2 separate regions of the Homo sapiens genome follow, and region 1 is linked to region 2. Evidence: read pairs that join two places in POLR2A ChIA-PET (ENCODE). Cell type or tissue: endothelial cell of umbilical vein. All regions are shown on one strand. Links, peaks and the distances in the headings refer to the core of each region. The heading gives the core; the rest is flanking DNA.

Region 1 (2,500 bases), core at 1-2,500, 1.9 Mb after region 2:
CAAGGCGGCTGCTCTGTGGGCAGGAAGGGAGGCGCTGCCGGCCCCTCCTCGGCTGATTGCACGGTTTTTTGCTCAGCCCATCTTTGACAACTCCTTTCTTCCTTTCTCCTTGAGAAGTTCCCTCTGTTCTTATTCCTCAGCGTCACTCACTCTGTGAACTGGGCACGCAGGATTCCATTTCAAAAGCTCTGTGTGGGTGTGCACCCGCAGACACCAAGGCCAACAAGCCACAATGCCAATCAGCAGCCCCTGTGTCCCCGAAGCTGCCCGTTCTGCGGATCCGCCCCTCCCTTTCCAGGGAATGCCAGTCACACCAAGCCTCCTAGGAAGGAAGTCACTTACAGGAAAGACGGGGGGGCCGGCCAACACTGGGGCCTGCAGAGCAACACACCGCATACACACACATGCATGCCCATGACACACGCATGCATGCCCAGACATGTGCACACACGCCATGCACACATGCCCCATACACATGCATCCCACATGCACACATGCATGCCATGTACACACAAGCACACCCACATACACACACACCATGTACACACATGCACACCCACATACACACACAGTGTACACAAACACACCACGTACACACATGCACACCCACATACACACACACACATGCACCGATGTGGGCTAGAGCCAGAGGCAAGAGGGAAAAATAGATCAGAAAATGGGACCAATAGGCTGGGTGCAGTGGCTCATGCCTGTAATCCCAACACTTTGGGAGGCTGAGGTGGGTGGATTGCCTGAGGTCAGGAGTTCAAGACCAGCCTGGCCAACATGGTGAAACCCCGTCTCTACCAAAATACAAAAATTGGCCGGGCGCGGTGGCTCAGCCGTAATCCCAGCACTTTGGAAGGCCGAGGCGGGCAGATCCCGAGGTCAGGATATCGAGACCATCCTGGCTAACATGGTGAAACCCTGTCTCTACTAAAAATACAGAAAAATTTGCCTGGTGTGGTGGCGGGCGCCTGTAGTCCCAGCTACCTGGGAGGCTGAGGCAGGAGAATGGCGTGAACCTGGGAGGAGGAGGAGGCTGCAGTGAGCCAAGATCACGCCACTGCACTCCAGCCTGGGTGACAGAGTGAGACTCCGTCTCAAAAAAAAAAAAAAAAAAAAGAAAAAGAAAAAATGGAAAACGGGACCGATAAGTTCTTGTTTTTCTCCATGACAGCCAAACAAGAATAACAGAAACCTCAGTCCCAAACTAAGGGAGTCAGAAAAGCAAAAAACTAGCCAATTTTCTTCCTTCTTGGAGAAAGATGAAAGAAAAAGAAGAAATACCAGAAACAACACCTGTTTCCTGGATTGGGACACATTCTGGCTCAGACCCAGGGACTGGCAGAGGCCAGAGAGAGAGAGAGAGAGAGAGAGAGAATCCCAGCTAGACGGGAGGAAAGCCAGCTGCCCAGCATGGCCTGGAGAGCACGTGGGAACGTTCCGAGGACACTCAGAAGCGTCTCCAACATACAGCATCAGCATCACCTCTAAGGAAGTTAGTGCGGGCCACCGGAGGAAGGAAGGAGGCACACTTTTCACCACTGGCTCTTTTTCCTTTCCTTTTCTTTTTTTTTTGTTTTGAGCCTGAGTCTTGCTCTGTTGCAGGGGCTGGAGTGCAGTGGTGCAATCTTGGCTCACTGCAACCTCCACTTCCTGGGTTTAAGCAATCTCCTTCCTCACCCTCCTGAGTAGCTGGGATTACAGTAGTGTGCCACCACGCCCGGCTAATTTTTTGTATTTTTAGTAGAGATGGAGCTTCACCATGTTGGCCAGGCTGGTCTCGAACTCCTGACCTCAGGTGATCCACCCACCTCAGCCTCCCAAAGTGCTGGGATTATAGGCGTGAGCCACCGTGCCTGGCCCAGCGCTGGCTTTTTTGTACTGTTTGCAAATGCATGTCACCTTGAAAAATGTTAAGGCAAAAATGATGTCTTTTAAAAGGCAGGGTGGTATTCTTCCAGGATCTTATAGTGCAGTTCTGAAGGCAAAGAAGACTCTTTCTATCCTAGGAATTCTAAGAAAAAATGTAAAGATTTTTCAAAACACCAGGTGTTTTGTTTTGTTTTGAGACGAGAGTCTTGCTCTGTCGCCCGTGCTGGAGTGCAGTGGCGCGATCTCGGCTCACTGCAAGCTCCGCCTCCTGGGTTCACACCATTCTCCTGCCTCAGCCTCCCAAGCAGCTGAGACTACAGTCGCCCACCACCACGCCTGGCTAATTTTTTGTAATTTTAGTAGAGACGGGGTTTTACCGTGTTAGCCAGACTGGTCTCGATCTCCTGATCTTGTGATCCGCCTGCCTCAGCCTCCCAAAGTGCTGGGATTACAGGCGTGAGCCACTGCACCCAGCCAACACCAGGTGTTTTAACCATTTCCCCAAGAGAACCCTCCAGTGATGCCACATCTCTGAAGAAGAGGCCACTTTGCAGAGCAGGGGATTTTTTTTTTTTAAAAACAGGGTCTACCTAGTGCATCGGTATTCTCTGTCAACTTTCTG
Region 2 (7,469 bases), core at 1,962-4,461:
AGCAGACCAGGGTCAGCTGGTGGCATGGGGCCCAGCCCACGGGAAGATGCCAGCCTCAAACTACAGAAAACAAAGTTGCAGAGTCCAAGAAAGAAGAAGAGAAATCCACAATCATATAGAAAAATTTAAAACATCTCCTGGTCACCAATAAAGCATGTGTATTAGTCCCTTTTCATGCCGCTGACAAAGACATACCCGAGATTGGGAAGAAAAAAAGGTTTAATTGGACTTACAGTTCCACATGGCTGGGGAGGCCTCAGAATCATGGCGGCAGCAAGAGAAAATGAGGAAGAAGCAAAAGCAGAAACCCCTGATAGGCCCATCAGATCTCGTGAGATTTATTCACTCTGGCGAGAATAGCACAGGAAAGACCGGTCCCCGTGATTCAATTACCTCCCCCTGGGTCCCTCCCACAACACGTGGGAATTCTGGGAGATACAATTCAAGTTGGGATTTAGGTGGGGACACAGCCAAACCATATCAGCATGCAAGGAAAATACTAGCAAGAGTACGCAGTATTTGAATCAATCACCTCACTGATGTTTAAATCACTGCACGTGACAGGCGCATCCCAGGGCAGAGCAGCCGCCAGTGCTGAAATGACGGGGCCATGGGGTGATGGGACCGTGGGGCGACGGGGCTGTGGGGCGACGAGGCCGTGGGGCGACGGGGCCGTGGGGTGATGGGGCCGTGGAGTGATGGCGCCATGGGGCTTCTTGGGGGTACACCCTATGTAACTGGAGAGGATGAAGTGAAGTTACAAAGTCATTTACTTGGCCCATGCCCTATGGAGAGGATATTTCCTGTGGTAGCTGAAGTGTGAACTGCCTTATGCTCCCTGCCTCCAGACCCAATTTTCCTGCCTCAACAGGCGCAGGTTTCCCTGTCAGCCCGCTCTGCACTCCTGCACTCCTATCTGATCACCGGGTGTTATCTTTAAATCACTGTCAGATTTGTGTAGTGATTTCTGTAAGTTTAGATTTTTGCACCCTTGTTCCCAAGCAAAATTGGCTGATGATTTTCTTGTGCTGTTGACGGGGCCCCCGTTTGACCTCATCCAGACCCTATGGACGGGTGGCCATAGGCGGGCCACGGTTGACTGACGGAAATGTGGACGCATTGTTTTCCTCTATTTCAAGCACTGTCATCGTGAACATCCTTGTGCATGTGTGTGTTGTATGTCCACCTGGTGTATTGTGTGTGTGTTACCGAGAATTCTGTGTTCGGATGGATTTTTTAACCGACAAGATCCACAGAGCCAGAGCTCTGAACCAGCAATCTGGGTTCTTGTGACAGTGAGCAAAGAACTGCAAACACCAAAATGTAAGCTTAAAACAAGGTTGATTGAAATTTCCAGTAATACTGTCTCAGAGGGTGTGCAGGCTGATTTCTGAGAAGTGACATCAGCACCTGGTTACAGAGCTCAAGGTGCTTCTGTGGGGTGTGAGAAGTAGCTGAGGTTTGGGCTGAGTGACAGGCTGATGTCATTTGGCAGCTTATGGTGACACAGCTAAAATTAAACTGTGCATATTTTTACCCATAATTCATTAAGAAAAGCCCAGTGTGGGGGGGCCACATGTAAATGTTATTACAGTTTTAGGTCACTGGGCACATGCTGCTCTAGGGATTTCTACCTGTGCCCTGGTTTCCCCTTCCACAGGACATGCTGGCCACAGGTTTCACTTCAAACTCCGTCCCTCATGGTGGAGTTAGGGCGGGCTCGGGGCTGAACTTAGGTGGGCCAGGGGCTTAATGACAGCTTCTCTGTTCTCCTTTTTACCCTCTCCCAGCTGCTGATGTGTGTCTAACTACCTAACACGTCTATGTGGTGTGTTTTTTTGTGTGTGGGTGGTGTGCATGGTATGTGTGTCTATGTGGAGTGTTTTGTGTGTGTGGTTTGTGTGTGATTTGTGTGTCGACATGGAGTGTTTTGTGTGTGTGTGGTGTGCGTGGTGTGTGTGCCTATGTGGCATGTTGTGTGTGTGTGGTTTGTGCGTGAGTTGTGTGTCGATGTGGAGTGTTTTGTGTGTGTGGTGTGCGTGTTGTGTGTGTCTATGTGGCCTGTTGTGTGTGTGGCTGGTGCGTGATTTGTGCATATGGTGTGTTGTGTGTATGTATGTGTGCGTGGTTTGTGTGTCTATGTGGAGTGTGGGTGTGGTATGCATGGTGTGTATGTGGTGTGTTGTGGGTATGTATGCGTGTGTGTGGTTTGTGCATAGTGTGCATGGTTTGTGTGTCTATGAGGTGTGTGTGTGTGGTTTGTGTGTGGTGTATCTATGTGGCATCTTGTATGTGTGTGGTGTGTGTCTCTATGTGATGTGTTTTGTGTGTGTGGTGTGATGGTGTGTCTATGTGGCGTGGTGTATCTGTGTATCTGTGTGTATGTCTGTGGAGTGTTGCATGTGTGTGTGGTTTGTGCATGGTGTGTGTCTATGTGTAGTATGTATCTCTGTGTGTGTGTCCATATGGAGTGTTGTGTGTACCTGTGTATGTGTGTGTGTGCCTATGCGGAGTGGTATGTATCTGTGTGTGTGTCTTATGTGGAGTGGTGTGTATCTATGTGTGTGTCTATGTGGAGTGTTGTGTGTGTCTATGTGGAGTGTGTGTGGGTGTCCATATGGAGTGTTATGTGTATCTGTGTGTGTGTGTGTGTCCATATGGAGTGTTGTGTGTATCTCTGTGTGTGTGCCCACGCATGCAAGGGTTTCTCGGGCAGGGCCTGGGAGGCGCGTCCCAGGCTTGGTGCGCATCTGCCCCGGGGTCCCCACGCGGCCGGGCCCTATAACGACCTGGAAATGCTCCAGCGCCTCTTGCGCGGGCGGGACACCGGAATTTCCTAAATTTCAAGCCGGGCGCCGTCCCCTGCGCGAAACCCCCGCTCCCTGGGAGTGGAAGCCGCCGCCTCGCCCGCCGTGGGTGCCCAGGGGCTCCCTGCCGCCCCCGCCCCCGCCCCCGCCTCCGCCTCTCCCGCAGGCGCGCGCTTACCCAGCACCCAGCGCTCCCTGCACCCGGGCGGTGCTCAGGATGAAGCCTGACCGCCCCAGACCCTCTCGGGTCCTACCCCGCGACAGTGTCCCGTGCCAGGGCGACCTCCCCGGGGTCCCCCACAGAGCCATGGGAGAGGACCCCCGGGTTCGCCCTGGAGCAGGAGCCTGGGAGAGGGGCGGGCTCGAGGTGGAGGTGGGGGGCGGGGCGGGGTGTCTCAGGCTCTGCCCCGCCCCTCCTGCCTCAGCCCCGCCCCTCCTGCCTCAGCCCCGCCCCTCCTGCCTCAGCCCCGCCCCAGCCCCGCCCCTTCATGTCTCCGCCCCCATGCCTCCGCCCCGCCTCCTGTCTCCGCCCCGCCCCCCGTCCTGGGCCCTTTGCAGTCCTAGGTCGTCTGGGAGCTGCCGCTGACGCCGCCGACCAGAGCCTTCCCCTCGGCCCCAGCACCCTTCGAACTCCCGGGGCGGGCACGGAGCTCTGGACAGCCGCGTCCCCGCCCTCCCCGCCGGCTCCAGAGTGAGGCCTTCTGCGGGCAGCGGGCACTGGGCTTGGTCCAGAACCTCAGAGGCGGCCGGGGCCGAGATGGAGGGAAACCTGGGAGCGGGCGGCCGCGCGCTCTGCTGGGTCTGGGCTCGGCCGCGCGCCCTCCGGCCTCCTTCCCCCACTCGGAAGTCGCCCCCGGACCCGGAGCGGCCTCTGTGGTTCCGACTGGTCCAGGACGGTGAGACTCCTTCTCTCTCCCCAGCTTTCCTACCAGTGCGGGAAACGGAAGGAGGACTTTTTCTGGAAAATCAGTGTCTGCGCTTCCCACCGGGCGGGTTGGACCTGAAGACACGTCCGTCCCGCGGAGAATACGCGACACCGTGACCGACACGCGGCAGTCCTGCCTTAGAAGCGCGGCCGGGCCGGCGCGGGACCCGCAGCCTGGGGACCTTCCTCGCGCCCCAGAGGGGTCTGGGTGGAACGGGAAAATTAAAAATTAAAAAAAAAAAAAAAAACGGAAAGGCAAGAAAGGAAGAAGTCCGCTGGAGAACTCCGTGCGAAGGCCCCACTCCTACACGTCCCCGGCCTCAAGGGGAGACGAGGAAGAGAGCGGCCCAACCTGGGCCTGGGAGTATCGTGACCCATGTGTTTAAAGAACTAAAACGTGGCGTTAAAAATAAGTGGACGGGACACCATCAGAACTGTTTTTTTTGTTTGTTTTGTTTTTAGATGGAGTCTCACTCTGTCGCCAGGCTGGAGTGCAATGGCGCGATCTGGGCTCACTGCAACCTCCACCTCCTGGGTTCAAGTGATTCTCCTGCCTCAGCCTCCTGCACCCTCCTGTGTAGCTGGGATTACAGGCACGTGCCACCACGGCTGCCTAATTTTTGTATTTTTAGCAGAGATGGGGTTTCACCATGTTGGCCAGGCTGGTCTCGAACTGCTGACCTCAGTTGATCCACCCGCCACAGCCTCCCAAAGTTGGAATTAAAGGTGTGAGCCACCGCACCCTGCCACACTGTCAGAATTGAGGAGGCAGATATGAGAAACATCTTAGGAATAAAAAAGAATAAATGAATTTGAAAACAATGAATAGGCTAAGCAGCAAATTAGATGCAAATACATATAAAATTAGCGAACTGGAAGATATATTTGAAGAAGTCACCCAGAGTGCAACACAGACAAAGGGTGAAAAATAAGTTCTCTTTAGTGGTTAGCATTGTGATGGAGTAAAAAGGCCCCACGTGGCCTAACTGGGGCTCTAGGAGGAAAAAAAGTGGATTAAATGGGCCAAGGTAATAGGGAAGAGATGTGAATGGAAAGGCACCATTTCTCAGACTCTGAAGCTTCAGAGAATCTAAGCAGAGTGTGTTTGAAGAAAACCACATCTGGACACACCTGTTGTAACTGGAGATTCTCAAAGACAAAGATTATAAAAGCAACTGGAGAGAAGAATGAGTAACTGTTGAACGGCACTGAAACCAACACCTAAACAGCAATAGGGGAAGCCGTGAGAAGCAGAGGTCTCAAATACCTGGGAGGAAACAGCTTTCAACAAGAACTGTTCATCCCATGATATACCTTTCAAGAATGAGAGTAAAACAAAAGCATTTGTAGTTAAACAAAAACTAAGACTTCCACTTTGAGCCACGACAGAATAACTGGTCCAGATTTACTCTCTCACCTTAAACAACTAGAAAGAAGGACAAAATATATGCAAAAATGTCTTTTGAGACATGGGACAGCGGTCAGAATTGGGCAGCAGTTACTGAGAGAGGAGAAACTAATGAGGAGAGACCTTCCAGCCCCTGGCTACTGTCTGGAGAGGAGCTCCAGGCCAGAGCCTGAGAGGGGGTACCCAGATAAGGCGGGGTCTTGCTGCGGCAGAGACTGAGTTATAAGTTGGGGGAAGCCAAGGCAACCAGAATTTTCAGGGCTGAGTACAAGAGAAGAGGGAGCTACAGAGAGAGAAAGAGATGGGGAAGGAGAGAAAGAGATGGGGGAGGAGAGAAAGAGATGGGGTGAGAGAAGGCGAGAGGGAGACCCACCCAGAGAACTGTGGCTGAGCACTGATCTACGCATGCCTATGAAGAAATTACCTGAGGGGAAAAGAACCACTAGAAAGGAGGAGGCAGAACATCCGGAGGAGCTCGAACAGGGCTGGGATTGTTCGTGTTCCCACAAGCCAGAGTGGAAAGACCTCCTAATTCAAAGGGCATCGTGGAGGCTGCAGCAGGGTAGTGTGTCAGCAATGGGGCCAGATTAGCCCCAGGCTGAAGGACCCACACTAACGAGGCTTCTAAGCAATCCTCAAAAGGATTCCAACACAACCCAAGAATATTCAAAGTAATACCAAAAATTCAGCACCCACCCATGTACCTTTCACAATGTCTATACCATTCAATCAAAAACTATCACACATAGAAGCAGGAAAATATGATTCATACCCAGGGTCAAAATCCATCAATAGAAACAGACCCAGAGAAGACAGATACAATGGGATTTGTATACAAGAACAGTGAGGCAGTGCTAACTAGATTTCATATGCTCAAAAAGGTAGAAGAAGGCATGGGCGTGATGAAGAGGTTCTTTTTCAATGAACATAAAACAATTGCCAACATTCCTTAACAGCATATAAAATAGTGGTACATCTTAAAAGTGGTGCTACCTTAAATTTTTGGTGAAATGTGGTAACAGCATCTATTACAACCTGCCTGGTGTTTATCCCCCTTGGAATGTAACCATTACTTTAATTTATTTATCATTTTAGAATGAAGTTGGGAGCAAGAGGGAGTGGACTCTCATTCACTGACTTACTCATTCTGTTATCACATGCGTACTGAAAATTCAGAGTAAAACCTCGTACTGTGCAACCCAGAATTTACCAAGATGAGAATAATGAGATATATAAACCAATAACTCTACACAAAGTGCTGCAAGAGAAGATTAACATGAGACAGAAGGAGTTCAGAGGCGAGGAGAAGTCAAGGCTGGCCACACAGCAGAAGAGGAACTTTGGCTGGGCTTGGATGATGGGGCATTTGGACAAGTGAAGCAGTGGAGAATTTCTTTGAGGGACCTGGGCCTCCACCAGCCCTTTGTATGAATTAGAAAGGGACTTTTTCTCTGTTGCCCAACACTGCAGGTGCACTACTTGGGAAGTGAACGGCACCTTTGAAATGAGGTGCTACTGAAACAAAAGCCTAAAACTGGGGAAATCATCTTAGGGATGGAAGTGTGGGCTAAGAGACCTCAATGAGACTGATAGTAAAGTCTCAAAGTTCAGTGAGGGAACACCTGGAAAGATGGAAAAGAGTGACTGCTGTCATGTAGCAGCAGAAACGTTAGTTAAAATATCCTTTGGGGAAACCAGGACACCAAAAAATATACCACATGAGCTTGTGGGTTTGACTGAAGAGACTTTGAGGCAGACTGTCATAATTGGCAACTGCTTTCTTTTAGCTGTGTGTAATATAGATAAAATAATGAAGGAATGTCCCATTTTTGAGCAAAATTTAAAGAAAATATAAAGGTGTCAGGACTTGGCTGGGTTTCTCTAAGTGGTTTCTCATATGCATCTTTCAGACAAAGAAATATTCTCACAGTAAGAAAATGCTGCGTGGCAAAGATGGAACTCAGTGTGTTTGAAGTCAACTATGGCTGTGGGGTAAAGTTCAGATTAAAAGTGTGGATTTCATACCTTTTATTGAGACTTGAGAAAGATTTAAGGCATGCCTCATTTACTCTTTCAGTGAGACTGAGAGACTTGTGATGATATCTTTGTCTAATGGAGTGAGACCCCCTTAAGATTTGTAGGAAATCCACCAAGTTTTTAAGAGAATTGTATTGGTGGAAGCACTGTCAGCTCTGAATAAAGGGACAATTCAAAATTAGAAGAAGTCTCTGGGACATCCATCTTCTATGTCCAGGAAGATGACTAAGAGAGGTAATCAGATGAAAATATGGACCGTTTTTCGGGGGAAAGGAAGGGTGACTCAGAGGGT

What was found. ChIA-PET counts read pairs that join two places held together with the same protein. Peaks named below come from ENCODE experiments on the same cell type or tissue, not always from the same donor. Only the 100,000 strongest peaks of a DNase experiment are listed, where the experiment ranks them.
Region 1: POLR2A ChIA-PET joins it to region 2 with 8 read pairs; 1 of 35 experiments calls an interaction of 5 or more read pairs at or near these places.

What each region holds. Positions count from the first base shown.
Region 1 is chr21:43,724,896-43,727,395 of GRCh38, reverse strand. The region is part of intron 1 of PDXK (pyridoxal kinase); the gene reads right to left. Among named protein-coding and RNA genes, the nearest start is that of PDXK, 7.0 kb to the right of the region's middle. RefSeq lists enhancers at 1-722, 2,306-2,465. In endothelial cell of umbilical vein, for the core only: no CTCF peak of the experiment used is centred there; a DNase peak (open chromatin) is centred at 1,315; H3K27ac peaks cover 1,405 bases.
Region 2 is chr21:45,586,473-45,593,941 of GRCh38, reverse strand. It overlaps LOC107985485 (a long non-coding RNA gene), which reads left to right. Exons shown (of 2, transcript XR_001755092.2): 2 at 3,728-7,469. It overlaps LINC01694 (long intergenic non-protein coding RNA 1694), which reads right to left and starts at 288. Exons shown (of 2, transcript NR_146912.1): 1 at 234-288. RefSeq lists silencers at 2,771-3,260, 3,271-3,420, 3,461-3,530 and an enhancer at 3,802-4,302. In endothelial cell of umbilical vein, for the core only: no CTCF peak of the experiment used is centred there; no DNase peak of the experiment used is centred there; H3K4me3 peaks cover 821 bases; H3K27me3 peaks cover 185 bases.